Linked DNA regions of Mus musculus: region 2 is linked to region 1. The links are chromatin loops, found by intact Hi-C in ENCODE. Cell type or tissue: gastrocnemius. All regions are shown on one strand. Links, peaks and the distances in the headings refer to the core of each region. The heading gives the core; the rest is flanking DNA.

What was found. A loop is a pair of places that touch in the nucleus more often than their neighbours do. Peaks named below come from ENCODE experiments on the same cell type or tissue, not always from the same donor. Only the 100,000 strongest peaks of a DNase experiment are listed, where the experiment ranks them.
Region 2: it touches region 1 in a loop (3-fold over the local background); 5 of 42 quality-filtered maps call a loop at or near these places.

The regions. Positions count from the first base shown.
Region 1 is chr17:66,677,323-66,685,480 of GRCm38, reverse strand. It overlaps Ptprm (protein tyrosine phosphatase, receptor type, M), which reads left to right. Exons shown (of 31, transcript NM_008984.2): 29 at 1,947-2,110; 30 at 7,345-7,480. Among named protein-coding and RNA genes, the nearest start is that of 1700016K05Rik, 33 kb to the left of the region's middle. In gastrocnemius, for the core only: a CTCF peak has its summit at 4,635 (motif pointing left); a DNase peak (open chromatin) is centred at 4,624.
Region 2 is chr17:67,172,474-67,180,631 of GRCm38, reverse strand. All of the region lies in intron 2 of Ptprm (protein tyrosine phosphatase, receptor type, M), which reads left to right. Among named protein-coding and RNA genes, the nearest start is that of Gm52313, 110 kb to the left of the region's middle. In gastrocnemius, for the core only: a CTCF peak has its summit at 4,636; a DNase peak (open chromatin) is centred at 4,684; H3K27ac peaks cover 294 bases.

The DNA of each region.
Region 1 (8,158 bases), core at 1,590-6,589:
CAGGCCTTATGGGGCTTATATGCTAAGAGGAAGCTTGTTAAAGAGAGTTTTTAACAAGGTAAAGCACAATAAGAAAGACTTTGTTAGACACTGTCACTAAGTGGCAAATGCTACTTGTTTAACACTGTAACAAAGTGGCAAATGCTCCCTGATCCCAGCAAGGGCGTGAGTCTATTCTAGAACAGATGATAGTCAGTAGGTGGAGACAAGAGGGTCTTGCTGAAGATGGGCCAGGGAGCAACATCACTAAGGCACGGTGGAAGCTAAAGAACTTGATCAGATATGGAGTGGTCCCTTATTGGAGGGCAAGACACTTGCTAAACTGACAGAATGGGGGTTGTAAAAAAAAAAAATGAGTTTTACAAAGGATTGCAAAGATGGGCCCCAGGAAAGGGTCTTGACTAAAACAAAGAACCTCTATCAGAAGGCAACGAATAACAGGCATAACGGAATTATGGTGTGCCAGAAAGCGGTAAATCTTAAAGGGAAAAAGAGTGCCAGGTTACGCAGCAAAGGGATCATTTGTTCTCATTTGCAATGGGCATGCCATGTGAGCAGACACTGAGAAAGGGAGGGAGTGGCCAGGAGCGCTCTAGAAAGACAGCTCTCAGGCAGGAAGTGGCCACAAAGGGGCTCTGTGGAGGGGCAGAACCTGTTGCGTTCCAGACACACTAGGACACTGCTGTGTCTGGAGACAAGTGAGCTAAGACAGGAGGCGCTGAGGGTTGAGGCACAGGAATCTGCAGGGCCTTCCCTGCCACTGCTAGCCAGCCAGCTCTTGCATGAAAGCAATGAAGCCACTACAGGTTTCCAGGAGAAGTGTGCCACCTAACCATCTACATCTGGAAATGGACTCTCTGGTTTCTGCCTTGAGATCAGATTCTGAGAGACAGTCCAGACAGCCGTGAGAAGGACCCAGATGACAGGTGACAGTGGCAGGACAGGAGTGGTGGCATTGGAGATATAAGCAGTGGAGAGAGCCTGCTTGATCCTGAGGGTGGATCCCAGACAGTCAAGGTGACTCTCAAGAAATGGATCCCAAGAAGAAGTGGCAGGATCATCATTAGCTGGGGTTGTTTGGCCTGTGGGAAAAACAGACATGGGAGGCAGTAAGAAACTAAGCTCAATTTGGAACACAGTAGGTGTGGGAGGACGATTGATCCCTGAGGTTGGCTTTTGAGTACATGAGGGTGTCATTCAGGAAAGAGCTCTAAATGGTGACTGACTGGTATCCACCAATGATATCCAGAGGGAAACGGAAAACTCTAGATCTGAAGGCCAGAGGCTCTGTCAGCCCAGGTCTGGGAAGAGTGGAGACTGAGGCAGAGGTGGGGTAAGAGCTGACCAGCGTACCTGAGAGACCTACCTGTGCCAAGAGGGTCCTTCCGAAGCTGAAGCCAGCAATGCTTTTTAATTTCTATAATCCTGTTTAATTATATGCACTGATTAATTAAAGATTGATCGCTCACCGAAAGCTGCATCATTAAGCAAAGCCATATTATATAGAAAACAGGGCAGAATCCACATCGCACTGAACTCACAAACATTTCCAGGTTATAATTTATCCCTTACCTTTAATTTACTTGTAATTAAAGTGAAGACATTTTTCCACACAATACACAGCATGGTTAATCTTGTTGCTATTTTTCTCTGGGCTTTTGCAAAATGTAAGCATTCTGCTCTACTCTGGTTTACGATGCCCTGTCATTTAAAACACCTGGATCTTTATAACCACTGGAGATTAAAGTCATAACTCTCCAGGCCTGCAGAATCACCCTTTGTTATGCACTGGCTTGAGTCTCCCTAGTAACTAATGCCTTGCCCTGATGGGAAAACCAAGTAGGAGGAGTCAGGGAAGATCAAGTGGGCGGAGTCAGCCCCCCCAACCCAGTAAGGTAAGTCAGGCCTCTTCCTCCACTCCCTGATTGGTCCCTTGTCCTCTGCAGCCCCAGGATGGACATCGGATGGTTCAGCAGTTCCAGTTCCTGGGCTGGCCGATGTACAGGGACACGCCCGTGTCCAAGCGCTCCTTCTTGAAGCTCATACGCCAGGTGGACAAGTGGCAGGAGGAATACAATGGCGGCGAAGGCCGCACAGTCGTGCACTGCTTGTGAGTATCCCAGAGCTCTCACCTCGGGTGACGTGCCCCATTTCCTCCACGCAGCTCGCCTTCCCCTTGCTGTACATACAGAAGAAACTAGAAGCCCCACAGAGTTTGATTTAATTCACCATTTTAAATCTAATAGTCCAGTCCTGGTACCTGGGACTCTGCGCTCTTCCTTCTTGTGTCTTCCATCCTTTGCCACATGCCTTCCCCAGTGGTGCAATGCCTCATCACGGGCTTGAACCCACAGGACCAGCCAGTCATGGAGAGCTGTGGGCCGTCATCTCCATATGAACTGTTTAATTCCAGTGTTTGTTACAGGGACTGAAAGTTGACAAGCGCAGAACCAGTGTCCTCTAAGGGTGACATCTAGGGCAACAGTTGTAGTAGGTGCTAAAATGTAAAAAAGCCTCCAGCCAGATGCTTCCAATGGGACGTGTACAGTGGCAGTAAGCATTGCCTTCAGGCCACACTGAAACCAATTAACTCCCAGTCTCCACGTGGTACCCGGGCATCTGTGCACGGAGAACTCCTGGATGAGTCCTGCATGCTGTCAACGTTGAGAGCCTCGAGGAGAGAGTGCCTTGCTTCCCAGAGCACTTTCACCCACACTTTCTCACTGGCAGGGATGTACAGCTAACTATCCAGCTGAACTGGCCTAACGGAACAGGCAGTTAAAGAGCATGGCAGTCGGGGAAGGTGCTCAGACATCTGGGCCAGTTAAGGGTGTGAGCATACGCTGTGTTTCTGAGGAGAATCCTTAGACCCATATGAGAAGATCAGTCCCAGATTGAAGGGCAATGAGCTTTTCTGCAGACCAGACCACCCTAAGTTTATGTGGCAAGTGGGTAAGAGGCCGGGTTATCCCCTGCTCCCTGCCCTTACCTCAGGCAGTGGAAGCCCTGAATTCTCCTCAGTCCCTTGGAAAGAGTCTCCAGAACATCCCAGCTCCCACCTAAGTCTTCCCCGTCTGTCTTGTGAGGAGCACTATACCCCTCCCTCACCGCTGTCTCCTCTCCGTTCCTATCCATGGACTCGATGCTTCAGAAATCTATTCCATCCCCCTTCTTATTCGTCAGACTCAAAAGAAGCGTTCACCGTACTCAGTGGATCGAATTGCAGCAGCCTTTCTTCCCCGGCCTAGGCAGCCATCTTCCAGTAACTTGCCATGATGACACGTACTAACATCGAATAGGCACACACACTATGTTCTCCAGGCCTCTTAGGAAATACAGAGTTGGACTTGTAGGGGAAGGAAGCCAGGTACATGCAAATCTACAAGAAGGGTGATATTGTCACCATCCGAGGAATGGGCACTGCTCACACAGAAACACCCCGTAAGCGTTGCCCTGGACAAGAGTCTACTATATCACTCAGCACGTCGTAGGCGTCATTTTGTAAGCGAGTGAGTTAAGGCAAGAGCCCTGCCAATGGATGTGCAGGTTGAGCCTATCAAGCGCTCTGCGAGCCAAGATGGCTTCCTGAAATGACGGAAGGGAAACAACCGAAAGGAAACCAGAGAGAAAAACCCCTGTATCCAACTGCTGCTCCAGCCTGCCCCGCCCAGACAAGATCACTCAGTAAGGACGACGGGAAGGAGCCTGGGTCACTGGAGCCCAGTGCACATGAACTCCTAGCTAACATACAAAAAGAAATAAAGAACCTAAGCTATTTAAAAAAAAAAATCCCAGCAGGGAAATTAACATCCAGTTAGCTGACATTAGATCTGTAAGACTTTGGTTTGCATGGGGTTGTTTTTGTTTTGTTTCATGGTCCTGGAGATAGAATCCAGAGCTTTGGGCATGCTAGGCCAGTGCTCTACTGCCAGGCTGCAGTCCCCGAACAGTTGTTTATAATCTTACTATTAAAAGTGGTTTTCAAATAGCCCTTCCACATCATATCTGGAAGTGTAACTTATTGTGAGCCTGGACTAGCTTTCTAACAGAATTCAGTTCTGGAACCCTCAAGAATAGGTCACGAGTGGGGATAGATGAAAGAGGGAGGGGCATGAAGGAAATATGCAAAGGCCTGTTCCATCACTGCGCCTTGCAGGCAACGTTCTTCCAAAAGCCGGCTGTGACCCTCAAGCTAAGCAGACACAACCCGTTCTGTGTGGTGTCTCTAAGAGCGGGCAATTTGGCTTTCACAAAGAGTGGGGGGTGTCTGTTATTCCCCCCCTGCCTACCTGACTTCCCTTCTTATCTTCTGTTGGGGCACCACACCCTCAAGCTCCCATAATTCCCGGTGCAGCTGCTCCTTGCTTTCTGGGTATAATGTTGGGTGTGATACTCAGACCTGGAGAGAAACTGCTTTGCTTTGCTTTGCTTTGCTTCCTTCCTTCCTTCCCTTCTTCCTTTCCTCTCCCTTTCTTTTCTTTTCCTCGCTTACAAGAAGGTTTAAACTGGTATCTTCCAGTATTGGTCAGGAAGTTAAAATAATAATAATAACAATAATAATAATAAGCTTTGTAAGCTGTTTAGCAGTCCTCTGTGAGGTATTCTGCATGTTGCAGCGCCACCTATTGGTGAGGGCAGAGAACACCTGCATGAGAGCTTTGCAGGTGGAGTGGTTCCCTAGGCCAGATGATACTCAGGGGAGTGTATGCAGAGAATTCTCTTCCTTCTTATAAATGTCTTACTGTTTTTAAAATAAAACTATGTCCTCATTCTGAAACTGTGGAAAGAGTGGACGTGGTCGTGAGCAGCTGTTGAAACAGGAGGTAAAAAGCCAATGAGCAAGGACCATGGAAAAATCCGTACAAAGAGCAAACTCAGAAGCAGAAGCAGATGCGCTTGTGTCGCCTGACCAACAGCAAGTGACTGCAGGGCAGCGGGGACACTGGACACATCCACCTCACTCCTTTTGGATGTACCATCCCCAGCTGTTGAAAGCAGAGAGCAGAGCTTCCATGAGAACACGTGGGAGGAACTCCTCGAGAGCAGGAGGTTAGCGAGGGCTGAGTAAGAGTGAGAGAGGGCACAGAATACTGGCCACCGGGGAGATGTGGTGATGCACTGAATTTCACTGAAATGATGACCTCATTTACAAGGTGTGCATAGATAAGGAGAGAAAGCAGGAGGAGGGCGCTGCAAGCCACACATCTGCAAACCGTAAGAACAAGAACATCCAACCCCTTAGTGTTTAATGAGCAAAAGGGTTAACAAGGATCACACGTTGGAAGAGAAAGCGTGGCGTGTAGCTTCATGGTAGAACCCTTGTCTAGCATACGCAAAGTCCTGGGTTTGATTCCCAGCACTGGAGAGAGAGGGAAACAAAAACAAAAACATCTAAAGAGAGGTAACCAACACCATTTGGGGTTTAGTGGAAAAATCCTCATTAAAACCACTGCTTGCCCATCAGAACGGCTGAATATTTGACAACACAAAACAATGTTCCCAAGGGCTAGAGATGCTGTAGAACTGACCAGGGTACAGCAGTGTGAGGAAGGGAGGAACTCGGGGGCTGACGGAGACACTGTGTGTGGATCCGATAGAGCCAGCGAATGCACATTTGCAAAACGTAACTCCAATACCTACTGGAGAGTTATATACTCAGTGATATCCAACCAGCCATGTTAGGCCAATGAGATATCTCATCAGGTCAAGGCGTTTGCTGCACAAGCCTGCCTAGAACTCACATAAAAGCGAGAGGAAAGAGGATCTACTCCACAAAGCTGTCTTCCAGCCACCATGTCCATACTGTGTCTCGCCACTCCCTCAGAATGATAGCAGTGCCAGGCTTAAGAATGTGGGAAAGGCTAGTTACCTCTCACAAAAGAAGCCAGTGCATGGAGAGTACAAGAAGATCATTCTAGAAAATACAGATGTGATCCAAAAAAAAAAGAAGAAGGCGGTAAGAACATGGACTCCTCATGGCTAGAGCAGGATTGTTTGGGGGGCAATGAAAATAGTGACTGGTAGATCTTAGCACACATAATACAGTTCCCAGCTTTTATTCATCACTATACCAACCTGTCAAGGTCAGTATAAATAATAAAAACAAATACATTTTCAAATGGTAGGAGAGAGAGCTATTGCTTATGGTAGAATGCTGAACACAGGAAGAAAATATAAAGCCAACATTAGACAAATAAGACAGTCGTAATTAATGGCTGAAAACAAGACCTGCCCCTGTGTGTGAAAATCAAGGGTGATTGAGGAGAATCAGTATATTTACATAGTCCCAAGGTTTCTCACCCCAAAATGCGTATTAACTACTAAGAGAAGGATGATAACTTGATGGTGAAAATCCTTACCAACATCGTCCTATGGGTAAGATGAACATCCTGGGGCCAAGACACATCAATGCATGGATCCCCACAGAGGCTGTAAGACTCCTGCTCTGGCTCTCTTCATGAAGTCCAATCCCTCATCTCCAGTGACAAAAAAAAAAAAATATATATATATATATATATATATATATATATATATATATATATATATATATATATATGTATATATATATAATCAAATGAACCCAGAGGGAAGGACAAAGCACGGTGGGACTTGGCAGGGACCTTTTCAAACTGTGGCCAGGACACAGGACAGGTCTCTTCTAAGCCTTTCTACATTCCAAATTATGTATTCTACAAAGCAGCCAGCCAGATCGCCTCAGAAGTAGCCATATGAAGAAAGACAAGGGAAAGGTGATAGACAGGTGACCCCTTCAAAGACTGGAGAAGGTCAAGGAGATGTGAGAAACAGCTGAATGCAAGATTAGATCCTGAGCCACAAAAGGGCCTTACTGCAGAAACCGGTAACAAAGATGGAGGCCTGTATCATAGTTCAGCCCAGTGTGGTGGCACCGTTCTTTCTGACTTTGATGGCGTGTGGTGGTTATGTTAAATGTGCACCACGGGTTGGGCAAGGGAACGCTGTGTGCTGTATTTACAATGGTCTCATGTGTTTAAACTTAGCTGGTTTTTTGTTCGTTGAAGATTTTAAATAGCCCTCATGTTTCAGCGATAGAGAAATTCTAGTAACCTTCAAAGGTCAAGTGCTTGCACATACCCCCACCCCTTGTCATTAATTTTCCTTATCAGTAAGGTACCATATCAGAAATAATAGTCTGGGTCACAGATAAAGCGAGATTCGAACCGTGGGCGACATGCTAAGTCAGCTAGCTCTCTTTGCACCTTCATTCTGACCTTTCTCTGGGGTTCAGACCATATGTCTCAGGCCATGGGTGAGAAGCAGCATGACCACAAACATTGTCCAACTGTCTCATTTCCTCTATGACAGGAACGGAGGAGGCCGCAGTGGTACATTCTGTGCCATCAGCATTGTCTGTGAGATGCTCCGACACCAGAGAACTGTGGATGTCTTCCATGCTGTCAAGACATTGAGGAACAACAAACCAAACATGGTGGACCTCCTGGTAGGATGCCCCTCTGCCCTGACAAATAGGGTGTCCCAGAGTTGGTATCAGATTCCTCTCCAGCCTCCACATTGGAGCTGCATACTCAGAGAGGAGACTTATAAAACTGATTGTGAATCTTCTGCATATAGTAGTCAATGCTCAAAATCAATATGGTGTCAGTATTCCTTGACCAGCTAGTTCCCCAAATAATCACACAGACATTTTAATATTTTAAAGCTTAGACCGCCTAGCCCCATCCAGCCACATGGGTAGTAAGACCTTCTAGGCCCACAGTGACATCTATCTCCTCCAGTGTCTCCTAATGGAAGGCCTCTTCCTTCTTCTTCCCTTTCTCCCTCCTAAGAAGTCCCACCTACCTCTCTCTACTGCCCAATCACAGGCTTTAGCCTTTTATTGACCAAGTAACTAGGGAGCAAGGTTTGTGCAACACAAGCTGGTATACATGAGAACATACTCATCTTTGGACAGCCAGATCTAGGGGTACAGAACTTAGTATTTGAATCCATAGCAGCACCAGACCAAGCCCAAGAGAACTTCATTTCTGAAGTACAGCACACTGTTTTGTTCATGGGCCTTTTTCTTTTCCTCCTCTTCTCTCCGTCCTTTCCTTGCTTTCAGAGGAGACTACCACAGCTTGATTGAAATGTAGAAAGAGCTGAAACTTCCAAGTGAACA
Region 2 (8,158 bases), core at 2,075-7,074, 490 kb before region 1:
CTGAATTTTATCCACGGATGCATTTTAGGCAAATGCTGTCAAACTGCACAAAAATATTTACATTTCAAACAGTGAGAGCTGAGGCTTGCTTCCCTTTCTCAGCATATTGTGATTCCGTTCTTGGTCACTGCTAGAGAGGCTCCTCGGAGCCCGGGGATTTATGTAACACCAATTTGGGGCAACTAATTTCAGGGATATAATTCTAGGACTATGTAAACTAGGACAAGTCCTTCATGATCTGGTCTTAGGTCTCAGTAGACATATCAAGTATAACATATCCTGTCAGTAGATACCTTGCTGGCTGACTGACACATTGGAAAAAGTGCATTAAAATGGGGATTGGGAAGTTTTATTTTTGAATTTGTACTTGCATGTGTCTCTGTCCTCTTCAGAGTAGGAAGAGTAACTATAGGAAAGCTCCTGTCTATTTCTTGGCAAACTCTAGGAAATGATTATGCAGATCATTATTTTAAATAAGTGGACTTTAATGCCTAGTTAACCGATACTTTCTTCTAGATAGTGACAAATTATATTTTAATGCAGTGTTCTGAAGCTTAAGTGGTTGGAAGAGAAATAAATATGGCTATTTAATTAATTGTCTGCTGGACAATCATAGGGCCTCTATCTGGTGGGCGGACAAGTTCAAACATCTGATTATGTGGCAGTAAGTGTCCGCATCACATACCTGAGGTAGCATACTAATACAGATAGCAGTGCTTGTATGGTGATGTCAATGAAAATTTGTCCTTCAAGGGGTTGGTCCTTAGTTGTATGATTTTAATTGTTAACCATAGAACTATTTCTTTCTTTCTGTGTATATGTGTTCATGTGTGGCAAATGCATGTACACATTGTGTGCCTTTCTGTAAAGATCTGAGTTTGCCATTGGGTGACTTCCTTAATCACTTCTCCACTTTCTATTTTTGAGACAGTCTCTTGCAGATCCTGGAGCTAGGCTTGGCTAAGCAGGCTGGCCAGAAACCCCAGGGTACTTCCTATTCTCTGTCTCCCTGTTGCTGGGATAAAAATGCATGACATCATCCCCTGGTGTTTACACAGATGCTGGGGATTCAAACTCAGGTCTTCATGCTAAGTGAACCATCTCTCCAGCTCCAGTGTTGAAAACGCTGTCTTTTGTACATTGCCAATTTTAGAGAATGTATCCAACACCTTCATCCTTACTAATAGACTTGAAGACATAGGCTGTGTCTGATCCCATGCTTTTAAATCTAGAAAAAATGGAGTTCCTGGGCTTGGTTTTGGGAAATTCTAAAATCCTCAACTCGTCATTTATTTTCATGACATTTGTTTGTTCTTGCCTATGCTGTTGAACACAAGAAACATCCCGGGATCTCACACCTTGTGGAAACACTGTGACCTCCCTAATTATTCTCTATAAACAAAGTGTCTCTTAACTTATTGGAGTCCTGGGGAGTGACAGGATACAATTTGCCAGTAGGTCAACCACTGAGCTGATGACAAGTGACCTTTCTAGCATTGCAATCAATGCTTGTTATTTGGGAAACAAAATGATACAGTGTGTAGCCTTCAGCTGGGAGGTCACTGGCTCTCACCAGCATTGACAGACGACTTTGTTACTTGGCCCAGATGAGTCAGTTCAGACAGGAATGTTAATTTCTGGGAGGGAGAGACGGCTCCTGATTAAGAGCATTTGTGGCTTGCTTTTGATGAGATCGAGAGGTCAACTCCCAGGACCCATGGGGGACAGCTTTACATCTGTGTGTAGCTGTAGCACCAGGGGATCTGATGCCCTCTTCAGGCTGTCCTGGGGACTGCACTCACACGCACATACATATACTCACACAGATACACAGATCAAAAGTAACAAAAGTGATTCTTTAAACATAATGTTAATTTCTTTTAATCTATCTGGACCTTGGTCACCAGAAAAGGTTGAACGATTTGTCTATGGCACAATTTATTATGTCTAATTGGTTGTTAAAAACAGTAGTCAAATAAAGGCTGCTAAAGTATACAAAGTGCCCATGTTAGACAATAGCACTACGCTGATGTGGGCAAACATTCACTACTATTTTGTTTACAGTTTCCCTATTGTTTTGTGGAAAATGATCTTAAACGTGTAGGCTTGTGTGGGTCACAGCCAAACAAAATCTATTCCCATGTTTCCTGAAATTCGTGTGGTGAGGTCAAAGAAGAGTTTATGCAGGTGAATAGCTGTCAAGTGAGTGACAGGCAGTGGGGAGCTGAGAGCCAATGCAGCCCCTGTGGTTGTTAGCAGTGGTGTTGGATCATTGTGGAAAGAGATGAGCTGACAGCACATGTAGCCTTTGCCATCGTTAGTCGACCTGGATAATTGCTTCACTGTCTCCCAGACATGCTGGGGTATTGTGCATCCGTGTTGCCTATTTTATACACGAACACATCTGCCTTGACTGATGAGATGTGAAGAAGCTTGCCGATCAAGGATAAGTTTTACCATGTTTTCCGGCTTCTTGCCGTCTTGGCTGTAGACTGTGGGAACATAGAGGATCTTTTATGCTGAGTGACTCATGCTGGAACCAATCCCTAGCTTCATAGGCTGGTTTTATAATATTTGGACATAAGGTCTTGGGGAGGTTAAGGTTCCTAAAGTCCTGAGGGTGTGGCCCCATGGAGGGGTTTGTAGGGCCCCAGGCAGACATGACCTCTCCTTGTTACTGTGTGATGCTCTCTTCAGTGCTGTGACATAGCACAAAGCCTCCATGGGTACCAGTGGAACAAGATTAAATTCATCTGCCTTCACTGCCATGGGGGATGAGCATTTCTTTATAAAATGCCTGGTCTGTGGTCTCTGTGGTGACACCAGAAAACTGTCCTCCAGATGTCACACTGGGCTAACTGTAGGGTACCTAGGAAGAAAATAAACTATGTATTGCACCTCTGAGGATTTAGGAAACAAATCTCAGACTCTTCAGTGGTAGGATGCCTTTCATATCTGAGATTTTTTTTTAAAGATTTAAAGTGTCAATGTGGGTAATGCCTACTGCTAACTTTCGGATTATGTAAGAAAACTGGGCAGGGAGTGGGGGTGGGGAACACAAGGAGAATGAGCATCCGTCCGTTCCCTTGGGCAGCAGAGCAACACTGTACCTGTGAATGGGTGAGAGGAACGTGGGGACAGGACTGTCAAGTGTTCTGTTATCATGGAAATAGTTTTATTTGAGGTTCCCTGGAAGGATCTCAGGGACTTTGGGGGTCCAGGAAGATGCTCGGAGAAGTCCTGTGAAAGGCTTTCTTAAGAGATGACTACCTCAATTTATAGTTTGCAGAGAAGCCAGCAAGGAAAAGAGGGGAAGAACTTCTAGAAACTGAATAAAGGATACCCCTGGGGATGATAATTCACTCTCTCTTTGAATAAAGATAATATAAATAGTTCATTCGGTTACTGAGTTCTTTATACTAACAAATACATTTCACTAGAGCTTCAAATAAAATAATACACGCCGAATGGCATCTTAGCAGGCAACATAACCGTGTGTGGATGTTATTAATTCTGTGAAGGGTGAGTTTATGAAATCTCATGCTCCAGAACAATTGGAAAATAGGATTAATATTCATACATTTGAAATTGAGTATAGGATTTCTAAGGAATAGAAGGCAGAGTAAAGTGAATTATTCAAACATATATATGAGCAGGGCCATCTAAATTCATTCAGTAGTACCACTTCTGAGGTTTTTAACTGCTAGCTGTCATATATAGTGTCATGATAAAATCAGTTCGACTTCTTCTATTATGAAATGTATAGTGACAAGATGGTATAAAGATGACTAAACACGTTTCAGAGAGACTTGGAAATGGTGCTTGATGGAAATTATATAAAAATCAATAACAGTTCACCTCACGGGTGGGTTTTTCCTCACCCCCATCCATAGGTCACTCATGGGAGGGGACAGATTTATTTCTAGAGGAAAGTTCTGTGTTCTACTTGGATTTGCTGATATGTCAAAGGTATGAACCCTGACTTTTATGGTAATATAGTTAAGGCAGTGATTTGAATAGTTTTCTTTAGCTTGTATGCTATAAGCTTGGAGGGGAAGAAATAGATGATCTCTTAGCTCATTGGTTCTCTCTTTCCTTAAATATTTTCCCTTAACAGTTTCACATGTGTACACAATGAGTGCTGACCCATCCCCCACCTCAGATCTTCCCACAACATCCATTCACCTCCCTCCAGCCCACAGTTTGGTTTCCTGTCCATTTTCACTTTATTTTGGGACCCACTGGGTTTTTTTTTTTTTTTTTTTTTTTTTTTTTTTTAAGTTATACTCTTGTGGTATGCCTATCATGATCAGGCACTGATTTTGTGTCCTCCAAGATGAAGAGCTTTTTTCTCAAGCACAACTTCAGAATGAATTCATTACCTTCACAGAGAGACAGAAGATCTCCATGAAATGGCCCCGTTTGGTTCATACACTGTTGACTTTGGCAAGCAACCAACCAACAACCAGAAACACCACACTGTTGCATTTCAACCTTTGATGACTAAAAGCTGTAGCTGTGCTAGACAGAAATAAGCACATTGGAATCTCCCAGAAAAGGTAGTGCTTTCTTACTCAGTTCCTTCGGATAAGCTTTCAGCCAAGCCACACCTTCTGCTCTTGGTAATTCCTCAAATTCCCCAGCAGGTGGAGACTTGTAATCCTTCAGCCTTTTACTGGGACCAGGGCTCCAGGCCCCAGGTGTCTGGCTTGACTTCTGCTTCAGATGCAGATACTTAAAGTGTGACAATGAATATTCCCTAGGCCTCTGGCCTGTTTGGGCCTGTGGAGAATTCTTATTTATCTTTGCACTGCATATAGTCATCTATCGTTAGTAATCTGTAGTGGATAAGACCAATGTTTTCTTTAAGGACTCATCCCCAGCAGAGCAGGGGGCAGAGATTTCCTAGAGCACTGCCTATGGTGGGGAGCCAGTACCAGGCCAATCCTAACCTCTGTGTGGTTCAGAGTCAATCCCAGTGGTCAGATCTGACCACAGACTTCTGAAGTCATCATAAGTAGAGAGTCTAGTCTTATTTTCCTCTGTGTCCCCAATAACACAAAGGGAAAGGGATTTCTAAAAAGTGTTCCTAGCTACGTAGGATCTTATAATTTAGGTAAATGTGGGTTTTTTTTTTCTCTATCTCTCTTGACTGCTTTATATTTAGTTCAAGTATATTAAAGAAGAGATTCTTAGAATTTTTTTTTTATTTGACAAGCTCAATAATACCTTTCAAAATTAAGAACTGTTACAAAGCCTGTTAGAGCCTTGGTATTTGCTGCATTTGTGGCTATTCTTGTTATTTGTACCAATCTCCCTGGAAAGATGATTGATTTTCAATTCTTAAGCCCAGTGCTTTTCTGTACTAAGGAACTTGCATCCAGAAAACTGAAAGGAAAAGAAAAGAAAAGGAAAGGAAAGAAAAGAAAAGAATCAGAAGCTAATTTGCAGGGAATGGTTGTAAGCTTGAGAACTGGAGAAGAAAGTTGGTTAAGCACACGTGTATATTCGTGCACCAAAACAGATAAGACATAAACATGGAAACCAAAGAACAGGCTGTGATGGGGGTGATGTATGTGTGTAGGTGGTAGATAGGAATAAGGCACTGTGGTAGATATGTGTAAATATGTCACAATAAAACCTATTCTGTATTGTAGCTTAAAAACGAATAAACAAGAAAATGAACTGTGACCAAGGGATTTGCCTTTTAAGGGAACTTGAGTTTGTCTTGTGTGTGCATTATAGTAGAAGGCTTTGTCTGTAATACTTCTCAATTTGCAGAAGTGTCATACTCCTAGCTAAGCCATGATTTCTTTCATTCTTATAGGACACTGTCATTTTCTTTGTATGCTCCTTCATAGGAACACATAAAGTAGCTACCTACAAATGGCTATTGACTTGTTGGATGACTTCTGAGAGTGCAACATGTCTGAGCTGAGTAGGCCTTGTCATCTAGATCCCTAGCTTAACACTTGAGGTTTTCTAATGAATACAGAACTCTTTCGATTTTGTTAAATTTGGAGAGGCAGGGGTCTCTGTGTTAACCCAGGTGCTGTGATAAGCAGATCTCATAGTGTAAGGCTTTACCACTTTGAATCCCTAGTTTCCATCTCTTCTATGGTCCAGGGTGGTTCCAGATGGGAGGGTGAACCTGGTTGAGGTCTGCACACATACATCTAAGCTGCGGCAACCCTGGCATCTTCAACACATTTCCTGAGATTGCCCTCAAGGGGGATATTTACATGGGACATGAAAAGAACCCAAGAGGACCATGTGACCAGATTTCTCTGGGTTGTTCCTGTATTGAGGGAGGAGGACTTCGAGTGTGTGGCTGAGTGAAGACGCCTGTAGAAAATACGTACTATCAGCTTCTGCCATACTTGTCCTGAGAGGACTTATCCACTAGTCCCAGTATATACTATTAGAGGAGAAAATCATTTAAAATTACATACAACGATGATCCTTTTTATTCTTTAAAGAAATACCACCTTAAAACATTCAAACACTTGAGTAAGATACTGTTTAGACACATTGTCCTGTTTTGGTATAAATAGGCATGAGGGATTAATATGTAACTCCAAGGTCTTGGACAGCTAGATCCTTGCCTCAGCTTTATATTATGTCAGACCCTAAGATTTCTATAAAATATTTGCTCAACTTTGATAAGATAATTTCCCAGATAGCGCAAAGATAGATGAGCATATATTGCTACTTAATTCAGTCAAGCAAATATCATTGAATAAATGTCAGCTCTGCTAGAGAAATCACTGCACAGAACCTCTCTGGATAATATATTTATCAAAAAATCAATACCGAAGGTAAACAGATTTTTAATGCATCCGAAGGATCTTCCTTAATAAACCCAAATGCCAACCTATAATTTAAAGCTATTGATACCAGCAAGTATTTATAGATGACACCATCATGACTTTTATATGGCATGCTTAAGAGTAGTCTTCTATCTACATCTAACTTGGTTTTAACCTTGTGCTTGGGGAACAGTGATTCACTGTGCATTGGCTTAGAGGCTCCTCCGCTTGGGACTACCCTGGCCTCTCTTTCCAGAGAGGGTAGCTCTGGAGGGCTCAGAGCCTATAGCTTTTCTGGCTTCTCCCTTTCTGTTAGGTTCTGCTGTGTGCTACTGGTCTTGTTTCTCTGCTGTCTGTCATCTCTCTGCAAACATCTGTGTCCAGCTTCCAGCTTCTTGTGACTCATCTTCTTTGTGGGCCATCGTTTTTGAATTTTGAATCTGCTATTTAAATGATTGGCCTTTATTTTTTAAATTAGTCCATCACAAATGATTTGGAATATACATTCACATATATTCCAATATAAATGTTCGTGTGTGTGTGTGTGTGTGTGTGTGTGTGTGTGTGTGTGTGTGTGTGTTAGTCAGGGTTTCTATTCCTGTGCAAAACATCATGACCAAGAAGAAAGTTGGGGAGGAAAGGATTTATTCAGCTTACACTTCCATGTTTCTTTTCATCACCAAAGGAAGTCAGGACTAGGACTCAAGCAGGACAGGAAGCAGGAGCTGATGCAGAGGCCATGGAAGGATGTTCCTTACCGGCTTGCTTCCCCTGGCTTGCTCAGCTTGCTTTTTTATAGAACCCAAGACTACCAGCCCAGGGATGGCACCAACTACAAGGGGCTGGGCCCTCCTCCCTTGATCCCTAGTTGAGAAAATGCTTTACAGCTGGATCTCATGGAGGCATTTCTTCACCTAAAGCTCCTTTCTCTGTAATAACTCCAGCTTGTGTCAAGTTGACACACAAAGTCAGCCAGTACAGTGTGTGTGTGTGTTTGTGTGTGTGTGTGTGTGTGTGTGTGTGTGTGTGTGTGTGTATGTATGCCTATGAGCATTCAAGTTGCATACCACTAACTTCAATATCCTTTAACTAAGTGACTTCATTCATGTTGTTGCACTCTGAGCCTCAGGCTCCTCATCTGAAAAGTGGAGAAAGAGTCTCGGGTCACATTCTTACAAGAATGGAACGAAAGCAGTGTCTAACACACACACACACACACACACACACACACACACACACACCCATCATAGTTTATGGATCATGTTTTAGATAGGAGCAATGTATGTTTAGTCTCCTGAACTTTCACATTGACTCCCCTTCTGAATCACACTGTATCCAGATCCGCTTGG